Linked DNA regions of Homo sapiens: region 2 is linked to region 1. A link is an interaction called in ENCODE POLR2A ChIA-PET data of the cell type or tissue named here. Cell type or tissue: A673. All regions are shown on one strand. Each heading gives the region's core, and the rest is flanking DNA. Links, peaks and the distances in the headings are about the cores only.

Region 1 (10,850 bases), core at 2,692-7,691:
CTTTCTTCCTTATGGGATAGAGCTGGGGGTTAAAACTAAGAACCTGAGCTCTAGCCTCCTTCATTCTAGTTCACCAACACCCCTTCAGCTCTTTGTTTTGTTTTGTTGTGCTGTGTTATGGTTGTTTGTGGAGCTTCCCCTATCTCCTTTGAAAGACTGACTACACCATTTCCTTGGGTAACTAGAGGAAAAATAGGAATCGGCCTCTCAGGGGCACTTCCCCAGGCTGTGTGGGACCATTTCTCACAACTGGATCAGGTCTAAAAATGGAACAGGTCCGCCCTCACACTATCAGGGACTCAAGTCCTTCAGCAAATCACTCACCCTCTGGAGGGCACTGGCAAAGAACGCGAAACAAGTAAAAGGGTAGTGGACATTATGTTTACAATGTTTACAAGAGATGTACAGAGTATTCGACTGAGAAGTTTTTCCAGAGACTAAAGTCCCTTGGCCCTCTGGTGGTATTTCGTCATGGATCTTTCCACGCCTGGCTCTCCCTTGGCTAATGTCGGGACAAAGCTTCTCCCATGCACATTTTGCTGAAGATCACGGGACTTTTCTTTTGGCTGCGTACGTACTTGGCTTCAGAGAGCCTGGAACACCTGGCAGCGTCACAGAGACTTGCCTGGAGAGTCCCAGGGGTCTCTGTCAAGGCCTTCTCCTCATCCTTGTCCTCTTCCTCCTCCTGCTCCTCTTCTTCGCCTTGGACTTTCTCCCTTTTAAAGTGGCTCCCTAGCTTACACAAGCTAAACATTTCCACTCTCATAGACGAGGCTCTCCCATAGATTTTTTTACTCGAGGTTCTCAAGCAAAATTGCCGGTGCCACAATGTTATGATGGAAGGATGCTGAAATGACAGGCCTAGTAGACGCTTGTCTTAATCATCGGCTTCTTAATTTAGTTTTAGTGCTGTGTGTGTGTGTGTGTGTGTATGTGTGTGTGTGTACACACACGCGCGAATGTGCGCGCCCCCGGGGACGTTGAGGGTGCGCGTGCGCGCGCTGAGAGCAGCCACTGACAACCTGCAGCTCCCTAATGAGTGACGAGGCAGGGCTGCTGCAGAAAAGTAACACTTCCCTGGTGTGAAGACCTCTTACTGAGAAGTTTAGTTCACTACTGTTCTCGCAAACCTAATCGTATAACCTGTAACCAAAACCCACAGAACGAGGATACAACACGCTAAAGAGTAACTTCTAATCACTAAATGTTAGCACCATTACCTGCTGTTAGGAAGATATTATAGACGAGTTGGCTCCAGCGAGGGCAGACCTCACCTGCCACAGGATCTCTGGAAATACCTGGATGCCTCTGTATGGGATCTCCTCACTCCCAAACGTCACAAGGTCAGAAATTCTCTGTGCATCTGCAGGAAGAGAACTTTAGCTAGAGCTTGGCGCTGGGTGCCACTCCAAGGACACCCTGTCCAGGGAATGGAGAGCAGAGTGGATTTTAGGTAAATGGGGCCCACCTTCCTTTAACCAGCAGCTAGCAAGAAGAAAAGAGGCGGATCACTGACTGAAAACAGGAAAGAGGCCCTAAAGAATACTTAAATAACACCGCCAAATGGAAAAATGAAATGTTCTGCTCCCTACTCGGATGAAGTATGCTGTGTAGCCTTGGTTATTAATTAAAACTCCAGAAGGAATAATCTAATTCATTTCCTAACCAATTCTTCCATTGGAACTGCTCACTCTTTACGGGGCCTGACCTCTTTGGGAGAGCTGGGGGACTGCAGACAGAGCAAGAGAGAAGTTTACTGTGATATATACCAGAAAATTACATTTACTTTGACTTCTGCTTTTATTCATTAATAGTACACATTTGTAGATGTCTGTGTGAGAGATCAAGGTTAGATCCATCATGAGAAAAAAATTAGAATGATAGAGAATTTGTTTCAGGTCTGAGACAACTGAATTCCCTCTGTCTTCTGAAGGTAATCACGGTGACTGAGTGGGGCTGAAGATTGGGCTTCCAGTGCTTAGGGAAGAGGCCCGAGGTGGACAGAGGCAGGCCTTCAAATCCAATTTGCACCCAAATTGGCTGGTAGGATATACAAAGCCCCATCCAGAGACTTTCAACTTGCACAATACTCTGTCCAGGACCCCCCTCCCCCTCCATTTCAAATAGTAGCAGTTCTTTAAAAAAGCTATTGCTGAGACAAACACGGGGTGCTGAGTAAACAGTGCATGTTTTGTTGAACAAGCTATATATATATACATATATACACACACACACATATATATGTGTGTGAGTATATATATATATCACCATCTCGACATAAAGTGCAATTGAAATTATTAAAAGGAATTAAAACTCACTTCTTGCCAGATTACAAATAACTTTTGTCATTAGGAAGAATAGATTTTTAAATATTACATTAAACTATATACTATTTATGCCCATAAGAATATCCTATTTTGAGAGACTTGCATTCATGCAATCCTTAAACTATATAACATAGCCTTAATTTGAATGAAAAACATTTTCCCAGTCAATATGAGCTCCTAGCATATAAAATCAGATTATTACAGTGCTCATTAGCAAACCCCAGTTTTTGCTATTTGAAAGTAAACAGAAGAAAAACTTATTTCCACCTGCTAAAATTTTATACAGGATTACAAAACAATGCACGCTCAGATTTGACCTAAGAAACACCTTAAAACATTAAAAATTCATCAGTCAGAGCTGGTGTTGTATTGAAGGAAAGCTCCTCCAGTTTGCTGCTGAGCTCGGATTTGAATAAAATGTCCAATGTTAACAAACAATACCCACGTTTGGCACTTTGTGTATTAAATTGATCAAACAGATTTTAGGAGGCACAATGCACAATTTGTACAGACCTGATTGAGTTAATATAATATCAGCAAATTTTACATCGAAATGATTCTGTTTCTTTTCTTTGTGTTTAAAACCAGCACAGATTACAAATTTTAATGATCTGAAAATGTTTGGTATACAAAATCATGCTTATTTCAGTATTAGCAAAAACACAAGAAATTTTTCAACACAAACACCCAGCTGTGTCTATTTTAAAAGCAGTTCAATGACAGCTTGCACTTATGAGCATGCAATCAGCTAATTTCGTTTTTTTTTTCTTCTGTGTTAATCAACACTTTCCTTCCTGCATATCAGAGTACAAATAGTATAGTTACTCCACATCAGTAAATGTTTACGTAACCTGTCCTTTCCCAAGAATCCGGTTACACCGAATCATTTCACGCTAGACCGACTACGAAAACGTACCGGGCCGTCCACCTCAGAGGGAGCCCTGTGTGCCATTATAAGTGGTGGTGAGAAGGGGGGCTGTAAGAGGAGAAATTGGGAGGAGTAGGTGGAGGAATGGAGAGACAGAGGAATGGAGGGTGGGGGGAAGGGGCGGGGGGAGCTAAGGGAGAAGGAGGGAGGAGGGAGGAAGGAGAGTTGAGGAAAAGTAGGAAGAACGGGCCTGAAGAGGGGAGAAGAGTGGGAGGAGGAAAAGTGAGTAGGAAGGGGAAGGCCCACAAATCTCTCCAGCCGGTAGGCAAAGCCCATTAGCTCACCCGGCCCTGCGAGAAATCCAGAGCTTGGAAATAAATGTTTGGGACCATGTCACTATCAACACTGATTGTTGGAACCCTTGAATTTTTCCACATGTAAATACAGTTTGTTTTAAAGTGAGAAGATATGTAGACATAGGTAAAGATACATACATACAGTGGAAGGACATTTGAGGTTAGTCCAATATTCAAAGCTCCTTTGTGGCATTCCTAATAGATGCATATTTAAAATTCACTAGCTATTTGTAATTATCTATTATTCTCTCCAGTTTCCTCCCCCCCCCCCAACCTTTTCTCTCTTTCTCTTTCTTAAGACTGGGGGTGGGGAGGATGGAATAACCCCCTATTATCCTGAGTATTCATCAACCGCATTCTTTATGTTACAATTTAACTTTAGGATCAAGCATAAGCACCAATTTTCCTTCCTTCGTTTTCTTAAATACCAAATCTGCCAGATATCTTAATGAAAGTTTATCCAAGTGAAGAAATGCTTACATTTTATAATTATTTACCTTCTAGAGGAAGGAAAAGGTGCCTTTCATTTATGCTTCTCCACCTCCCTCTTCTCTGGGGCTACATCCTCCGTAAAATGTGGTATGTTTCGTGCCCATGTGGGATGAAACAGCCTTTGATCAATGTGCTCCCCACTAAATTCCAATCCCTGGGAAATGCTGGGCCTTAGCCCTGCCCCTGGCCACGGGATCCTTTTAAAGCCCCCGATTCGCAATTTCCCCATTCACTTCAACCTCCAACCGAACCTTCCCAGTTCCAAAGCCCAAGAAGCTGGGACTGTGAGATCCACGTTCCCAAGGCTCCCCGGTGCTTTCCAGCAGCACTCAGGGTTGGCAAGAGCTGGCTTCAGTATACTGTTATTTCAGGAATGAGGCCCGCACAAAATAAAAGCATTTGAGAAACGGAAAGGAAAAAAAAGGAGTGAAAATAGGAAGGCTTAAAAAAAAAACCGGAAAGAAATAGACGCCCACCCTTATTTTCCCTCCAATGTCAACAAGCAAAACGAAAATATTTCCAGGGTGATCGCTCGCAGCTACCCGCTTCCAATTCGGATTAGAAGCTGAGGCTGGAGCGGCGAGGAGAAAACGACATCGAGTCACCCCGCGCGTGAGCGACGCTCTGGAGCAGGAGAGAAGGAAAAGGAAGAGACACACGTATATAGCATGTGTTACCTGATTTATTTCGAGATTGTTTGGTACTGTTTTCTCTCTGGGCACCTCTCATTTCGGAAGGCCATCAGAGGCGCCCACTACTGAGCGGCCCCGGCCGCCGCAGCAGCACCCGGAGCCCCAGTCCCGGTTTCCCCGCGGTGCCGGAGCCCGGAGCTCGCCGCCGCCCAGGCCTCAGGAATCGAGTAAGTAACCCCTGTTTGGCCCCGCGCTCCTCTGCCCACTTCCTCCTCCTCATCTCATCGCTCCCAAAGCTCTCCCACACCCTCCTCCCCCGAAGTAAAGGACACCCCCGCACACACGCCAGCGGTGGGCCTTATCTCCCCCCTTATCCAAAGCTGCGCTAGACTATTACCTACAAAGGGCACAATTTTCCTGCTGGCTCAGAAATGCCAGACACTGGCCTGCAAGGCCGACTCGGAAAAGTAGTGCCTCGCCTCTACCTCCTCCATTTCCTGCCCTCTCGCATCCTCTCCCTGCACTCCCACTCTTCCCACTACCACCACCACCCCCGCTTTCAAAAATAAAATTGGATACAAACTTTAATCACTAAGGACAAATATTGACGCTTAAACGAAAATGACCCAGTACAATGAGGAGGAAGCCGGAAATGTGAGCTATTGGCCCTAGGAGGGGAATTTCGGTGGAGCGGAGCCGGCGGGGTGGAGGGGGTGGCGGGGGCGCAGGGAAGGGCTGCGGCACCGCGTGCTCCCGCCGGCGTATCCCTACGCGGCTCCGCGCGGCCTCGGGGTCCGAGGCCCGCGGAGAGGGGGAGGCGAGCGCCCGAGGGGGCGGCAGCCGGCGGGCGGGGCGGGGGTGGGTGGGCCCGGCCCCTCCGATTGGTCGACGGCGAGAGAGACGCTCCCGCACGCCGCCAGCTCTGATTGGCCCAGCGGTAGGAAAGGTTAAACCAAAAATTTTTTTACAGCCCTAGTGTGCGCCTGTAGCTCGGAAAATTAATTGTGGCTATAGCCGCCTCGATCGCTGTCTCCCCAGCCTCGCCGCGGCCGCTCCGGGACGCGCCCGCCCGCCGCCCGGCTCTCCCCCCCTTTGGGCTGCTGCTGCTGCTGCTGTGACTGCTGCTGCGAGAGGAGGAGGAGGAGGAGGAAGCAGCGGGGGGGGGAGCGGGGGGTGGGGGGGGAGACCAAGAAGTACAGTTGGGAGCGAGGGAGCTTCACCCCCGGGGCGGTGGTTGTTTCTTTTTTCTTTCTTTCTTTTTTCTTTTCCTTTTTTTTTTTTTTTCTAATTCCTGAGGGGTGGTTGCTGCTTTTGCTACATGACTTGCCAGCGCCCGAGCCTGCGGTCCAACTGCGCTGCTGCCGGAGCGCTCAGTGCCGCCGCTGCCGCCCGCGCCCCCCGCGCCCCGTTCGGCACCCACCGGTCGCCGCCGCCCGCCGCGCCGCTGTCCCGCTCCCGCGCCGCCGCCGCCGTTTCCCCCCGACGACTGGGTGATGCTGGACATGGGAGATAGGAAAGAGGTGAAAATGATCCCCAAGTCCTCGTTCAGCATCAACAGCCTGGTGCCCGAGGCGGTCCAGAACGACAACCACCACGCGAGCCACGGCCACCACAACAGCCACCACCCCCAGCACCACCACCACCACCACCACCATCACCACCACCCGCCGCCGCCCGCCCCGCAACCGCCGCCGCCGCCGCAGCAGCAGCAGCCGCCGCCGCCGCCGCCCCCGGCACCGCAGCCCCCCCAGACGCGGGGCGCCCCGGCCGCCGACGACGACAAGGGCCCCCAGCAGCTGCTGCTCCCGCCGCCGCCACCGCCACCACCGGCCGCCGCCCTGGACGGGGCTAAAGCGGACGGGCTGGGCGGCAAGGGCGAGCCGGGCGGCGGGCCGGGGGAGCTGGCGCCCGTCGGGCCGGACGAGAAGGAGAAGGGCGCCGGCGCCGGGGGGGAGGAGAAGAAGGGGGCGGGCGAGGGCGGCAAGGACGGGGAGGGGGGCAAGGAGGGCGAGAAGAAGAACGGCAAGTACGAGAAGCCGCCGTTCAGCTACAACGCGCTCATCATGATGGCCATCCGGCAGAGCCCCGAGAAGCGGCTCACGCTCAACGGCATCTACGAGTTCATCATGAAGAACTTCCCTTACTACCGCGAGAACAAGCAGGGCTGGCAGAACTCCATCCGCCACAATCTGTCCCTCAACAAGTGCTTCGTGAAGGTGCCGCGCCACTACGACGACCCGGGCAAGGGCAACTACTGGATGCTGGACCCGTCGAGCGACGACGTGTTCATCGGCGGCACCACGGGCAAGCTGCGGCGCCGCTCCACCACCTCGCGGGCCAAGCTGGCCTTCAAGCGCGGTGCGCGCCTCACCTCCACCGGCCTCACCTTCATGGACCGCGCCGGCTCCCTCTACTGGCCCATGTCGCCCTTCCTGTCCCTGCACCACCCCCGCGCCAGCAGCACTTTGAGTTACAACGGCACCACGTCGGCCTACCCCAGCCACCCCATGCCCTACAGCTCCGTGTTGACTCAGAACTCGCTGGGCAACAACCACTCCTTCTCCACCGCCAACGGCCTGAGCGTGGACCGGCTGGTCAACGGGGAGATCCCGTACGCCACGCACCACCTCACGGCCGCCGCGCTAGCCGCCTCGGTGCCCTGCGGCCTGTCGGTGCCCTGCTCTGGGACCTACTCCCTCAACCCCTGCTCCGTCAACCTGCTCGCGGGCCAGACCAGTTACTTTTTCCCCCACGTCCCGCACCCGTCAATGACTTCGCAGAGCAGCACGTCCATGAGCGCCAGGGCCGCGTCCTCCTCCACGTCGCCGCAGGCCCCCTCGACCCTGCCCTGTGAGTCTTTAAGACCCTCTTTGCCAAGTTTTACGACGGGACTGTCTGGGGGACTGTCTGATTATTTCACACATCAAAATCAGGGGTCTTCTTCCAACCCTTTAATACATTAACATCCCTGGGACCAGACTGTAAGTGAACGTTTTACACACATTTGCATTGTAAATGATAATTAAAAAAATAAGTCCAGGTATTTTTTATTAAGCCCCCCCCTCCCATTTCTGTACGTTTGTTCAGTCTCTAGGGTTGTTTATTATTCTAACAAGGTGTGGAGTGTCAGCGAGGTGCAATGTGGGGAGAATACATTGTAGAATATAAGGTTTGGAAGTCAAATTATAGTAGAATGTGTATCTAAATAGTGACTGCTTTGCCATTTCATTCAAACCTGACAAGTCTATCTCTAAGAGCCGCCAGATTTCCATGTGTGCAGTATTATAAGTTATCATGGAACTATATGGTGGACGCAGACCTTGAGAACAACCTAAATTATGGGGAGAATTTTAAAATGTTAAACTGTAATTTGTATTTAAAAAGCATTCGTAGTAAAGGTGCCCAAGAAATTATTTTGGCCATTTATTGTTTTGTCCTTTTCTTTAAAGAACTGTTTTTTTTTCTTTTGTTTACTTTTAGACCAAAGATTGGGTTCTAGAAAATGCACTTGGTATACTAAGTATTAAAACAAACAAAAAGGAAAGTTGTTTCAGTTGGCAACACTGCCCATTCAATTGAATCAGAAGGGGACAAAATTAACGATTGCCTTCAGTTTGTGTTGTGTATATTTTGATGTATGTGGTCACTAACAGGTCACTTTTATTTTTTCTAAATGTAGTGAAATGTTAATACCTATTGTACTTATAGGTAAACCTTGCAAATATGTAACCTGTGTTGCGCAAATGCCGCATAAATTTGAGTGATTGTTAATGTTGTCTTAAAATTTCTTGATTGTGATACTGTGGTCATATGCCCGTGTTTGTCACTTACAAAAATGTTTACTATGAACACACAGAAATAAAAAATAGGCTAAATTCATATATATCTTGATACTTTTGTCTCTTTTATTAAGTAGAGCTAATTTTTTAAAGACCAATCAACTTATAGGGAATTCAAAGGCTTTTTCAGCCAAACTAAAATTTAAACTGCTCCTTTAATTTGAACTGACTCTAAAAATGAAAATAGTATTTTTCCCTTTGTGAACAAATTTTACAAGGAGCAGCCTATTTAATAAACACTAGCTTTAAACAAAGTATAGGCTTTTCAGCTGATACCTGTAAGTTTCTGTGGATATACAGCAAAAAGAGATATAATTTAATTTTCTGTGCATAGCTCTTTACCCTGTGTTTATTTCCAAATCCATTAATAGAATGCCATTTATATATTTTGTTTCAGGTATATTGTTAATAGAGCTTGGCAAATTATAAATAAATATATGTATATGGTTAGATAGAAGTGACTATAATGCACACATATGTAATATATATAGACACACAGAGCCCTTCAGTTCAGGTACAATTTGCGCTATGAATGCTGCAAACATTTTTGTTTAAATATTTGTATTTATACTTTCTAAGTCAGCATTTATTTTTGTGGCTGTTTACCCACAATGAAAGAGTTCTAATAAAGATGTGCTGAAGTTGCAATATAGATTTTGCTGAAGTGATCACCTGTTTAATGACTTGCAGATCAATGTTTATATTTTATTTTAAAATTATAACAATTTAGAATTCTAGATATTCAGAAGTAAAATGCCTCTTTTTTTAATTTTTACAATGTAGAGGTATTTATTTGATTCCCTTTTAAATGTCTGTGTAATTCAATCTAGAGATTTGTTCCTTTTGTTTAGTCATAATTTTAACTTTCCATATGCATATGTATGCATATACTGTATATGCGTATATATGTGAGACAAAATGAAAACATTTTTTGAATTGTTTCAGGCAGCCCAATCGCTATAATTGCAGAAAATAATTAGAAAACCTTAGTAAAAGGTTTAGTAACTAATTGGATCCTGTGGTGAATCTGTGGAGGACAAGTTGTTCATTTGTTACAATTGTATAGTCTGAAATGTGTTCTGCAGTATTGGAATAAGCTGGTTACTTCTTACAATGGGCCCAGTGAAAAATAATCTGGCCCTAAGATGTTATCAGCAAACACTTAGACAGTTGCTCAGGGGGAGGAAAAAAAAAAAAAGCCTAAGGGAGAAGCAAGCTTACTGGAATAGATTTGAAACTGAAATGCTGAATACTTAATATTGGAAAATAGAAGGGGGTGGACTGTGGAGTGGAGAGAGGGAAAGAGAGAGAGAGAGGATCTTTATGGTGAAAAAATAATTACCACCAAAAAGAATGCATGAGAGAGAGAGACATAAGGTGAATGATAGAGAGAGAGAAAGGCCTAAGAAAAATATATAAGGGCCAGGAAAATTAAAAGAGCTGGAACCAAATATACACAAATGGGGAATGGACAAAAATAAGCCAAGACAGCTAGTTTAATTATCTCCTTTAAGCAATTAGACATGATTTTATTTTCTTAGTATAAAAACAGTTTCACCAGAGGTCCAAATTTTCTTGAAATTTAAGTTCTTCAGAATGAAGCATAAAAATATTTCACAAAAAATTATTGTGTTAAAAGTCAAATTTATGGCTGATATTAAAAATAGTAATAAAGTCCAAGTGAATGGTTTTATGCAAAGGAAATCCCCATTACACATTTTGAACCAAAATAGCTCAAAGAGAGACATGTGTCCAAGCTGAAAAAAAGGTGATGATTTATTGTTTGCTTTTGCCATGGATTTTATTTGTGGAATAAGAATGTATTATCACAGGGGAAACATAGAATTTTGCTTACCAAACGTTAAAAAGAAAGTTGAACTCTTGTGCTAAGGTAAAGGGGTATAGATATAGAAGAAAGTTTTCCTGCATGAGTATTTTTTTTGGCCACATTAAATAAGTATACTTATTTGTATTTATAAGTGTTTATTTGGGTGACAGATAAATAGAATTTTAATGGCAAACATCATACTTTGAAGTCAAGAGTAAAACTGATTTCTTTGAATTCATAGAAACGAAGTATTGGAGTGGGAGTTCTGCTTGGACCCATGTCCAAATTACATATAATGGATATGACTAGAAGTTTGTTAGGTGTACTAGACACGAAGGTGGATATATGGAGAGAGAACTTTGTAAAGGCTTCCTGAAGCCCAATATGAACATCTCATTTCCCTTGATCTATCTTATCATCCCTCAACTTATCTTCTCAAAAAACACATGACAGTCTGGCATGGCATATAATACATTTTTGCATCGAACGGGTTGTAATGTTGTGTTAT
Region 2 (10,850 bases), core at 2,438-7,437, 680 kb after region 1:
CTTCCACCATGATTGCAAGGCCTCCCCAGCCATGTGGAACTGTGAGTCCCTTAAACTTCTGTCCTTTAGAAATTACCCAGTTTCAGGTATTTCCTTTTTTTTTTTAATACTTTAAGTTCTGGGGCACCTGTGCAGAACGTGCAGGTTTGTTACATAGGTATACATGTGCCATGGTGGTTTGCTGCACCCATCAACCTGTCATCTATAGTAGGTATTTCTCCTAATGCTATCCCTCCCCCTGACCCCCACCCGCCAACAGGCCTCAGTGTGTGATGTTCCCTTCCCTGTGTCCATGTGTTCTCATTGTTCAACTCCCACTTATGAGTGAGAATATGTGGTGTTTGGTTTTCTGTTCTTGTCTTAGTTTGATGAGAATGATGGTTTCCAGCTTCATCCATGTCTCAGCAAAGGACATGAACTCATCCTTTTTTATGGCTGCATAGTATTCCATGGTGTATATGTGCCACATTTTCTTAGCAGCATGAGAATGGGCTAATAGATGTGAAGGCAGAAACTGGGGATGAAATGCTGAGTCTTCTCACCTCCTTTGGAAGTGCCTACAAAGATCTCACAAGAAAGAAGATGAGGAAGGACTGCTCTGCTTAGCAGTTGAACCATGGTGCCTGGGAACAAATAACTAAAGTGCTTTCACCTAGGACCCATTAGCTGTGGGATCTAGTGTAACAACAGACAGATAGAAACATCAAAGCAAAAACTGGGGGCAATGTAAACCCAGGGGGAAAGACATAAAAATGTTCTGAAAACATTTCTGAATGTTCTGAAAAATACATTTTTGTGAAGAAATAAACTATTTTTCAACAAATATGGGAATTCACAATAACTAAATGAAGTCTTTTATTAGCAGGATGAGAAGTTTAAGGTGGAGAATTAACAGGGGTTGAAGGTGGGAATCAAGCAAATCCAACAATTAGAAATCCCTTTCCATTAAAAAACTAATATTAAAAATGCAAATTACACCAGAGCTAAAGCTAATCACATTTCAACATACATTAATATATCCAAACTGATAGACTGACTGCGGAGAAGAGTCTGAAGTGTTAATTCTGGAGAAAGGAGTACTTCATTGAAGAAACTGGCAGCATACAGCTCCAGGGAAACATACAGTAAGTTCCCAGTTAACAGAGAGTAGGAGGCGACATGGTGCTCTGAGAAAGATCAAGAAATGTAGGGAGAGCATCTAAGACAAAATTCAGGTTCCCATGGACCACTGTGCCTGGATTCCTAGAGCAAATTGCTTGTATGTTATGAAAGATCATTTTGATGCAGCAATTGACTTTCTGCTAAAGGTTGATAATGGCAAAGACTAGAGAAAGAATTACATTATACATAGAAAGCATGTATAAATAAATCAATAAATCATTTTGCATAATAAATCAATAAACAATTTTTCATTGTTTTTCTTGTGGAACCCTTTCCCCACAAAGACTAGCAGCATTTTATCTTTTCCTTTTAGGTATTTATTAAAGAAATTCCATGTGAATTTAAATAAATCATATATAGCTATTAGTGAAGGAATTAATTCCCTTTAAATAAACTATTTGTTCTTTTTAAAGGAAAACAAAAGATAGAGATATAGATGTAGAAATTCCTAACTCAAAAAAATTAAGCCAATTTTTTTTTTTTTGGTTCATTAGTGTTCCTCTTTTGTCAGCTTTCAGTATCTTTACACCTTCCGTAATGCTCAATTCTATTCATGTACACTCTATTGTTCTCCTTGTTTCAACTACTGGCAAAATCACAAAACAGAAGACAAAGGAAGTCATAATATTCTATCAGTTGAAATCGAAGGACCATGCATTTAGGAAAGATTCAAGTCTGCTTTTGCAAGATGATCCCAGAACACAAAAACATGATGAATACATCAAAAATATTTCTCACATACTGCCTGCCATAAAAAAGATTGTTTGAATTAAACATCATTATTGCTCTGCTGTCAACATGTTAATTTAGAGAGATAAGCCACACACACGCCTGAGTTCTATCATGATCTATAAATTACTGGTATATTTGCTATTGCTATCTTTTTAATATTTAACATTTTCCAGAGCACATTAACCGAGACCTTGGAACCTATTTTTGTCAGAGTTCGTTTTTCCTCAAATTGTTAGAGATGAATTCAGAGTGATCTTTTGAACCCCTCAAACATTTTAAAATTTATTGCTCATGCATGACAACATCTAGGACAAGGCTGTCGCTGAGATGGTATTTTGTCATATAAATGTAAACAAAACTAAGGAGTCTGCTTTTATTTCAAAGAGCTCATTGTGATTAAAAAAAAAGACCATCTTCATTTCATATAACTGTGTATTGATTTTTCAATAATTTGGAGTTAGCCTACCTGGTTTGTGGATTATAAAAATTTTAGAAACACAAAGGATGTCAAAGCTATCTTACTGAAAGCCTTGCTTTTTTTTCTGTGAGGAATCAGTGGTCACAAAGTTTAAACAGCTTGCCCAGGGTCACACAACCAAAAAATGGGCAAGAGGGACCTAGAGTCCACATTTCTGCTGCATTGTTAAGTCCCTGCTAATGTGTCTGACTTCTCATGTTATGGCCAGCTATGTTTACTGGAAATTTTACTGTAAAAAGAACTTAAGAAGAGCAAGAAATTCAACTTACGTGGAACCTTACTCTAGTTCCAGAAGAAGATAATAATTGTCTTGGGGAATAATCTATGATTTTGTTTATTGGCTTTCATTAAGTTCCTACTAGAGTTTTTGTACTTTAGAACTTCACTAACTTTTTTTTTTTTTGAGTCAGAGTCTCACTCTGTTGCCCAGGATGGAGTGCAGTGGCGCGATCTCGGCTCACTGCGACCTCCGCCTCCCAGGCTCAAGTGATTCTCCTGCCTCAGCCTCTCGAGTAGCTGGGACCACAGGCACGTGCCACCACGCCCAGCTAATTTTTTGTATTTCTAGTAGAGATGGGGTTTCACCGTGTTAGCCAGGCTGGTTTCGGTCTCCTGACCTCGTGATCCTCCTGCCTCAGCCTCCCAAAGTGCTGGCATTACAGGAGAGAACCTCACTAACTTCTCAGTGAACATGAATTGAAGAATTCAGACCATAGGCTTTCTAAATGTGTCAGAATAAGTGTGAAAATTAAAGGATCCAGGTATAAGGTGCAAAACAGGTTATGCTATTGACAATTACATGGTCAGAGCATCATGTTCCAGCTTGCAAATCAGTGTTTCAGTGTGCCATAAGATAGCAGGAAATAAAAATGTGATTCTATGATCTGGCATCCATCTGGAAGTTTTATCTGATAAAAAAATTAATTTCTGAGAGAATAATTAATATCCATTCTTTTCCACAAAGCTTGCTGTGCTAGCCAAGGTCTTCCCCATATATAAATACCTGAAATATCATGACTGAAATACAAAGACAATAAAATATAATAATATGATTGTTATGGGTAGCCAAATTTAAGTGTTTTGATTGAAACAAATTTAGGCACGTAGGGTAAATTATTTGGATAACCATTTTGCCAAGTGATAGAAATAAAAATTAATGGCCAAAGAGTAAATACTTCTGTTAAAAATGAAAATGAATCCTGAAATTTTAAAAATCCTGTATTTAAAGACAAATGGATTTCCTCATCCTAGGTATGAAGAGCAGAAAGGATGTGTTATTATGAACTCTCTAGATATTAGATATGAAGAAATGAAAATCTATTCAATACATATTGAGCAATTACTGTGTTCAAGACACTCTTCAAGGCAGTGGGCAGGTTTTTACCAGACGAGGAAACAGACAAAATCCCTGTTCTCAGGCAGGTTAACATTCTGCTGGTGGAAGACAGTACACACAAATGAAGAAATGCCTTGTATGATGTTCCTATTCTGTTGTTGTTGCTATTGTTGTTGTTGTTCTCCAAGTTTCAAGTTTCCACTTCTAAACCAAAGAGTTTGAGTCAAGTAAACAGTAAAAAAAGAAAATAATTCAACCTTTCTTTTTATATTTTACATCTTTTTCTCCAACAAGTTACCCAGTAATCATCTATAAAATTTTGATTCCATCTCTCTAAATATGAGTGCCTATTTAGGGATATGTTTTTCATTTGAACGGATCTATTTTACAATTACGTAAACTAACATGCATTGATAATCCATGAGCATGGCAGATCATGTTCCAGGCACTTCTGTAGGTAATAGGAATATACACCTCAAAAACTGTTGTGGAGTAAAGACAAATAATCAAAGAAAAATCATCTTTACTTCCTGAAAGCATCAACATACCTGTCCTGGGAAAACAGTAATAATGATAATTCCTAACTAATTTTAACAACTTCATTATTAATAACATATGCATTATGACCAATTCTTACAAAAACTTTACATGATATGCTATTTTTCCTATTTCATAGATGAGGAATTAGGTTGATTCAGGTTAAATATTTTCCAAGACTGCACAGGTGGTAAATAGCAAAATCGGGAATATTTCTTCAGCGTGCCTTATTCTAATACCTTCACTCCTTCTACCACCTTCTCTACCATACCTTACTGTCTCCAAGCATTTAAGTCCTTCTTTATATCTGCTCACATTCCAAGTAAATTGTAGAGATCGCTTTGTGTAGAGTGCTTTTATGGCACTGCCCCCACAAAATGTGAAAATGGAGACCCCAAAATGACTTGCCTCTTTGTGAAATGATGTGCCCTATTGTGTAGGAGTGTGCTTTACTCCTAAGAAACGAGATGCATGCAAATCATTTCCATGTTGTAGGCAGGCTTCTGAGCAATATGTAAATAAGCAAAAGAAAAAATATCCACATTAATAAACAGCCCCTCGGATATATGAAACCCATCTGCAACATTAGGTAAAGAGTTTGTATACTGTGTAGTCAGACGGGATGTCCATATTGCATTCCTCAGTGTCTGTAAGGGAAAACAGAATGATGGTTCAGGTAGGGCGGTGCCATATGGCTGAATCCATGAAAATATCACAGAGTTATTTTTTTTCAGCAACTGTGATCAGTCCATGTAAGCAAGGATCAAGTCTCTGCAAATAGAATTATGACACTCCAAGTTTCATCCTGTTTCCAAGGTCTCTTTCTCACACATCCTGCTGAGATTAACCTATAATATTTCTCTGCACGTGGATTGAGTTCTCCTAAAATAGGGGATGGCAACCAAAGGGAAATTGAAAGTAGAAGAGACACAAGCAACAGAAATGGCCCAAAGTGAGAATCACAGATTGACAATACAACATGTGCCAGTGAGTCCATGGCTGACATTATCAAGTAAGATGACTCAGAGGAAAAAAAAAAAAATCCACCAAAGGAACTGTTAACTCACACCAAACAGGAAATGACTGATTAAAGACAGAAAAGAAATGCAAAGCCAGGATCCAACTCCAGTCTGATATCTTTAGCTGTGCCCTGGTATGACCGAACAGTAACATGAAAAAGCACCTACACTTGCCTGATAGCTACTGCCACTCTCTTGGAGAAGTGGGATGATAGCAAGAAAATAACGGGCCTGCTGTCATTTATCTTTCTCTACAGTTTTTAAAAATTCCTTTCCTAATTTGATATTTAGGGTTCAGTTTTGTTATGATAACTAAAAAAATAAGAATTGAGGATGACAAGATACCAATAGAATTCATCAAATTTAGCTGTGAAGTTTTTCGGGGCTTCTGTTCACCTCGCCCTCGCTTATAATTCTCAAATTCTAGATGAAAGAGACTGCTTTTTTGCTGCCATTAGCATCTGCTTTGGGAAAAATGACTTTAAAGGCTTTAATAATATTTTTGCTAATTATATCACACAACCCAAGAAACTCAAATCAATTTTGGCTAGGTCCACATGCAAATTTCAACTTTGTCCCACAAGTGAATTTTACTTCTATTCAAAACATTAAGCATATTCACACTTAACAGCAGCACACAACTCCAGGTGTAAACTTTAAAATGTATTTTAATCAATATTCTTTTTGGAACCTCAAGCTAAGTCACCGCCTGCCGACTAAGACACAAAGAGAGAATGAATAGAGCTACAAACTCTGACGACCTCAGCCAGGGACAGCAAGCGGTTATGTACCAAAGTTCTCTTCAGAAGGCTTTCTTCAGAACAGTCCACTAAATTTCTCTCCCGATTCCCTCTGCTTTGCCTGTCATTCAAAACGCAAGCTTCACTAGCTTTTTATTCTCTACTGTGCTTTCACTTTCTTCATGCTTCGCTCTTCCTGCTCTCTGAATCATCTGCCAAATGAACTACCTCTATCTCCTTACCTGAAATCTGGCTCTCCCCTAAGAATAGCTCTTCTCATCCTTGTCTATGTCTTCTAGCTCTGCAGTTGGGGAAGAGAGATAGAGAGAATGATTAGTATTCCATTGTCCTGGTTTTCCTTTTCAGACCATTACCTTCTTAACTCCTCTCAAATCTGTTTTCCTTTCAGGCTTTTGCCCTCTGATATATGTTAACCCTCCTTGCTGTTGTAATGCTCATTATCTTAATTTCATTCTATTTAACTCCCAGCGGTTTCCCTCCATGTCTTTAGAACCTGGAAATGTGTCTTCCTCTTCACCCCAAGTTCAACCTTCATCCTAACCAGCTTCAATTTCCAAGCAAATCCCCAGCCTCACAGTGATTTGACTTTCTAAATTTATTGGTTTTGACTCCTTTACTTTAATCCTCCCCTACAAGGTTTTTCATCTCCTGAAAACTTTCAACCTTTAAACTATGAAAACCCATTATCCCCTTATCTGACCACAGCCTGCCGTGTATCTGTCCAGCTCATTCATTGTTTTATTCCCACTATGTTTAGACATCCTCAACCTCCCCGTCCTACCTCCCCTGGATGTTCTGCAAGTCTTCAACCCTTTGCTATTATCACTGGGCAGTGATGGAGAAAATGTAACATATTTGCCCATGTTTGCCTACTAGAAATTTATAGTCTGGAGTTTATCAACACTGCCTGACACTTCTTCCCATAGTTAGCTTCTTCTCTTCAGCTGCTTCTTCAAAGCTTGACTACTCTCCTCATTCTCTTCAGAATTACCTAGTGACATTACCTCTTTCCTCAGGAAGATCAGGCAAAACGGTCTATGAAGAAGAAATTGTTGGACTTCCTACTTTCCCTACAGTTGCTTGTTCCCTTTGATTGTTGCATAGAGATCCAAAGTTTCCATGTGTCCAGTGGGACGGGAAGATTTGCTGAGAGATAGAGCCAGCGGTCAGTTGAGGAATCCTAGGGCTGGGATGATGGGACACAGAGTTGGTTACTGTTCCAACCAGAAACCTGAGAACAACAAAGCTGCATCTCAGAAAAATCAGCTGGGCCAAACATCTAAGCAGCGTTCCATTCAAACTTCAGACATGTCATCACTGAAGAAACACTGTGTGCCATTAGTGCCAAAGGAGAGTCTTGATAAATCACATCTGGGGAAATTGCCAGTGCAGAACCAACTCAGAGCCAGATCAGACCCTGGTGACAGTTGCATAAGCACCCTGGAACTAAGAACTGGCCCCAGATAAGATACAGTAAGAGAGGCCCAGAACAGAAAATTTAAACCTCCACATGGTGGCATTTTTAAATAGCATTAACTAAGTTTAAAGTTACTTTATTGGACTGATTTAACCTAAAATTGACTATTAGATAAGATTTTCTGTTGTCAATTGGAAATGGGGGTTTACAATAGAGGTGCCGTTGTTGAATTATGAGAAAATAAAGTTATAACTTGTATGCATAAATATATGTCATGTTAATTAAAAAACTTATAGAACTACCTGTGTCCAAATGTGTAACACATATATCATTTAGCAAACAAATCTCACTTCTAAAAATATTTCCTGAGAAAAAGATAATCAACTATACAAAAAGAGATGTGTGTGTTAGGTTGTTCTTCACAGCATCATTTATAATAAGAAAAACATGAGGAAAAACAAGATATCTATGAAAGATGAGTTATTTATTGGACCATAATTCATATATGCAACAATATGCAAAGCAGTAATTAAAAATAATGATGTAGATCTATATATTTAAGTCCATAGAAAGATGTCACCACATAACACTGGTGGAAAACGGGGGTGAAATTACGATTCCTTCTCATGTATGAAGCAGTCCACAATATCCAATTGGTCCCAATCTAGGATTAATTCTTTGTTGTGGCCAAGATATATTTATCAGCATCCTTCCTAACAGTGTCACTGTGACCTTATCAGATAATCCCGCATTTCTTCACATTTACCAGCAGCAAGAATTCATCCTGCCAGAAATAGAGCAAGGGATGAAAAAACCACTTGGTCTGAAAGGACATTTTTCAACACCTAAGATGGCCCTACCTATAGTCACACAATCCAAGATCATGATTCTCACAGTCCATCCTTGACCGGTGATATCCCTGTGGGTTTTTTGGGGGTTGTTTTTTTTTTTTGACATGTTTCCTTTCCATTTTAAATACTCCACTTGGATGGTCTTACTCACAATATGTTTTAAGTAGACATACCCAGAAATAGACCCGAGATGAGAATTTGCGTTCCAGTGATTCATTAGAGAAGTTCTCCCCAAGGAGACTAGTAAGCGAATGCAGAAGCAGGACAAGCAATGGGAAAAAATTAAGCAAAGGTACAATTTTGGGTAAAGTCCTGGAGGGCAAATTACAACTCACACTTTGCCCCTGACAAGAGGCAAGAGAGCTGATCTCATACTCCTGTACTGGTTGGTCCTTGTCTAACGTCTGCTTCTAGGATTGGAATAACCAGATGCTTTCAGCTCTCTGAACCTGCAGATGAAGCAGCCACCATACCCAAGGGCAACCCCCCACACCAGTAGATACAAAACTATGAGGGAGTGGGGTGGAGGAGCTGGATAGAAAGCAAAGGGCAAAAGGGATCCCAAGGGATTTGTGTTAAAAATATCAATGCCCTCTATAATCCCCACAACTTCAACCAGCATGACAAATTCCAAACTTGTATCATTACCACAGACCTTGCCCTTGAACTCCAGACTCACACACCTAAATGCCTTTTGGACTTCCTCATCTACAGGCTCCCCAAACACACCCTGTCCAAAACTGAGCTCTCTTCCCTATCCTCGTGTACTTTTCTCAATGAATGTCCCCTTTGTACCCGCTATGGCCAATCCAGAAAACTCAATTCACCTTGCCAGACACCTAATCTTTTAATTCACCAAGTCCTTTTAATTTTGCCTATTTAATATGCCTTTATTCTATCCCTGACTCTTATACCTCAGTTCTGGAGTCATACCTCTTCACTGTCTCTTTGTCACAGTTTGTGCACCCCCATATTCATCTTCTATCATGCTACTCTAGATTAGCCCTCTCAAATTTACATTTTATCATAGCACTGCCCTGCTTAAAACTTTTCAATGGCTTCTCATTTTGCAGGTTACAAAACTAAGTACTTGGCATTTCGGTTTACATCATCCTGTCCTAACTCCCATCTACTTTTCTAATACAATCTTCTACCTTTAAAATTCTAAATTCAAAACACCATTAACTATTGGCAGCTCCGAAAGTTGTCTTGTTCACTTATGCTTGAGGCGATCCATGAGCACTTTGTTCCCACATTAGCTCTTCTGAAAGATTTCCTTGGCATTCCTTTCCGCTTAGGCTGATTAAATTCCTTTTTTAATCCCTGTAGTAGCCTGTGCACACCCTCATGGTACTATCTATTTACGTACAGATTATATCCAATTAGATCTTGAGGGAAACAAAATATCTTGTTCATCCTCTGCCTACCTAATATATTGCCTGATGCTATTTTCTAACTCTCATCATTGTGTCCTAATTCTGGCTCCTTATGCATGATCAGGCAGTATATTGCTATATTAGATACCAGTAGTACAAAGATAATAAGGCTGGTGCTGCTCTGCTTACAGTCTAATAGGGAGGATTTTCAGCTATGATATAATTCTAACACTGAACCAGGAGTACACACTAAGTGCCATGAGTTCCAAAAAGGGACATTTAGGCTAATTTACGGGTTTAGGGAAAGCTTGCTTTAGAAAATGACATCTAAGCAGAATTTCAAAGGACAGATAAAGGTTATCCAGGCAAAGAAATGTGATTCCTCCAGATGTTTCCATTTCTACTTTAAGTCAGCATTATTATCAATCAACTGTGTCTTGTCCTTAAATGTCACCAAAGAAACAACCAGCAAAGTTGGGACAGGGACAGTAAAATAATAAAATAATAGACCTGACTCACCAGATGTCAAGGTGATTTTGTCACTTCAGTTGCATTGTTTCTAGGTCTCAGTGAAGTTAAGCAACAGCAAGCAGGCTTAAGAATATATTTAATAGGCTCTTCTTAATATAAACATCTTCGGGAATGAACCTTATTCCCATCCATCCTAGATTTTTCTGGGATTAAGTGGATAGAAAGCAAACTTTATATAAGTGATTTTCCATTGCCTTTTGAAAGGCATCACCAGAGTTCAAAATGTTTGCAAGGTTTTTTAAAACATTATTGCAATGGGGTAAATTTTTATTATTATATATGGAAGCTAATCATTTCAGAGTAAACAACAGATGTTTGCACCCTTATTACTGTTTGGTACTGACATCAGTATTAAATGATAATATGAAAACATGTCACAGACGTGAATGATTAATTCAAATGTCAAGAATGGTGGAAAAGAAATGTTTAAAATAGAAAATTTCGGGGTCTTGCATGAGAATTAAACTATGAGCACCTTCTTCGGGCAATGTGCAATACTACTTTTCCACAGCATAACAATAATCTGGAAAATTCCCAGGCACATTTTTCTCCAAAAGTTGTTACTGAAGTATAGATGTCTAAGATATTCATTTAATTGAATAAGTAATGGCACCTGGCAAAGAATCCAGTTGTATCAAAAATAGTAAACTT

What was found. Peaks named below come from ENCODE experiments on the same cell type or tissue, not always from the same donor. Only the 100,000 strongest peaks of a DNase experiment are listed, where the experiment ranks them.
Region 2: POLR2A ChIA-PET joins it to region 1 with 8 read pairs; 2 of 35 experiments call an interaction of 5 or more read pairs at or near these places.

What each region holds. Positions count from the first base shown.
Region 1 is chr14:28,761,112-28,771,961 of GRCh38, forward strand. FOXG1 (forkhead box G1) reads left to right here and starts at 5,676. Exons shown (of 1, transcript NM_005249.5): 1 at 5,676-9,166. The coding sequence starts at 6,169. The coding sequence ends at 7,638. FOXG1-AS1 (FOXG1 antisense RNA 1) reads right to left here and starts at 4,208. Exons shown (of 7, transcript NR_125758.1): 1 at 4,049-4,208; 2 at 1,221-1,363. RefSeq lists an enhancer at 4,807-5,331. In A673, for the core only: a CTCF peak has its summit at 7,105 (motif pointing left); a DNase peak (open chromatin) is centred at 5,520; H3K4me3 peaks cover 525 bases; H3K27me3 peaks cover 3,918 bases.
Region 2 is chr14:29,437,605-29,448,454 of GRCh38, forward strand. No RefSeq gene overlaps it. Among named protein-coding and RNA genes, the nearest start is that of LINC02326, 380 kb to the left of the region's middle. In A673, for the core only: no CTCF peak of the experiment used is centred there; a DNase peak (open chromatin) is centred at 5,317.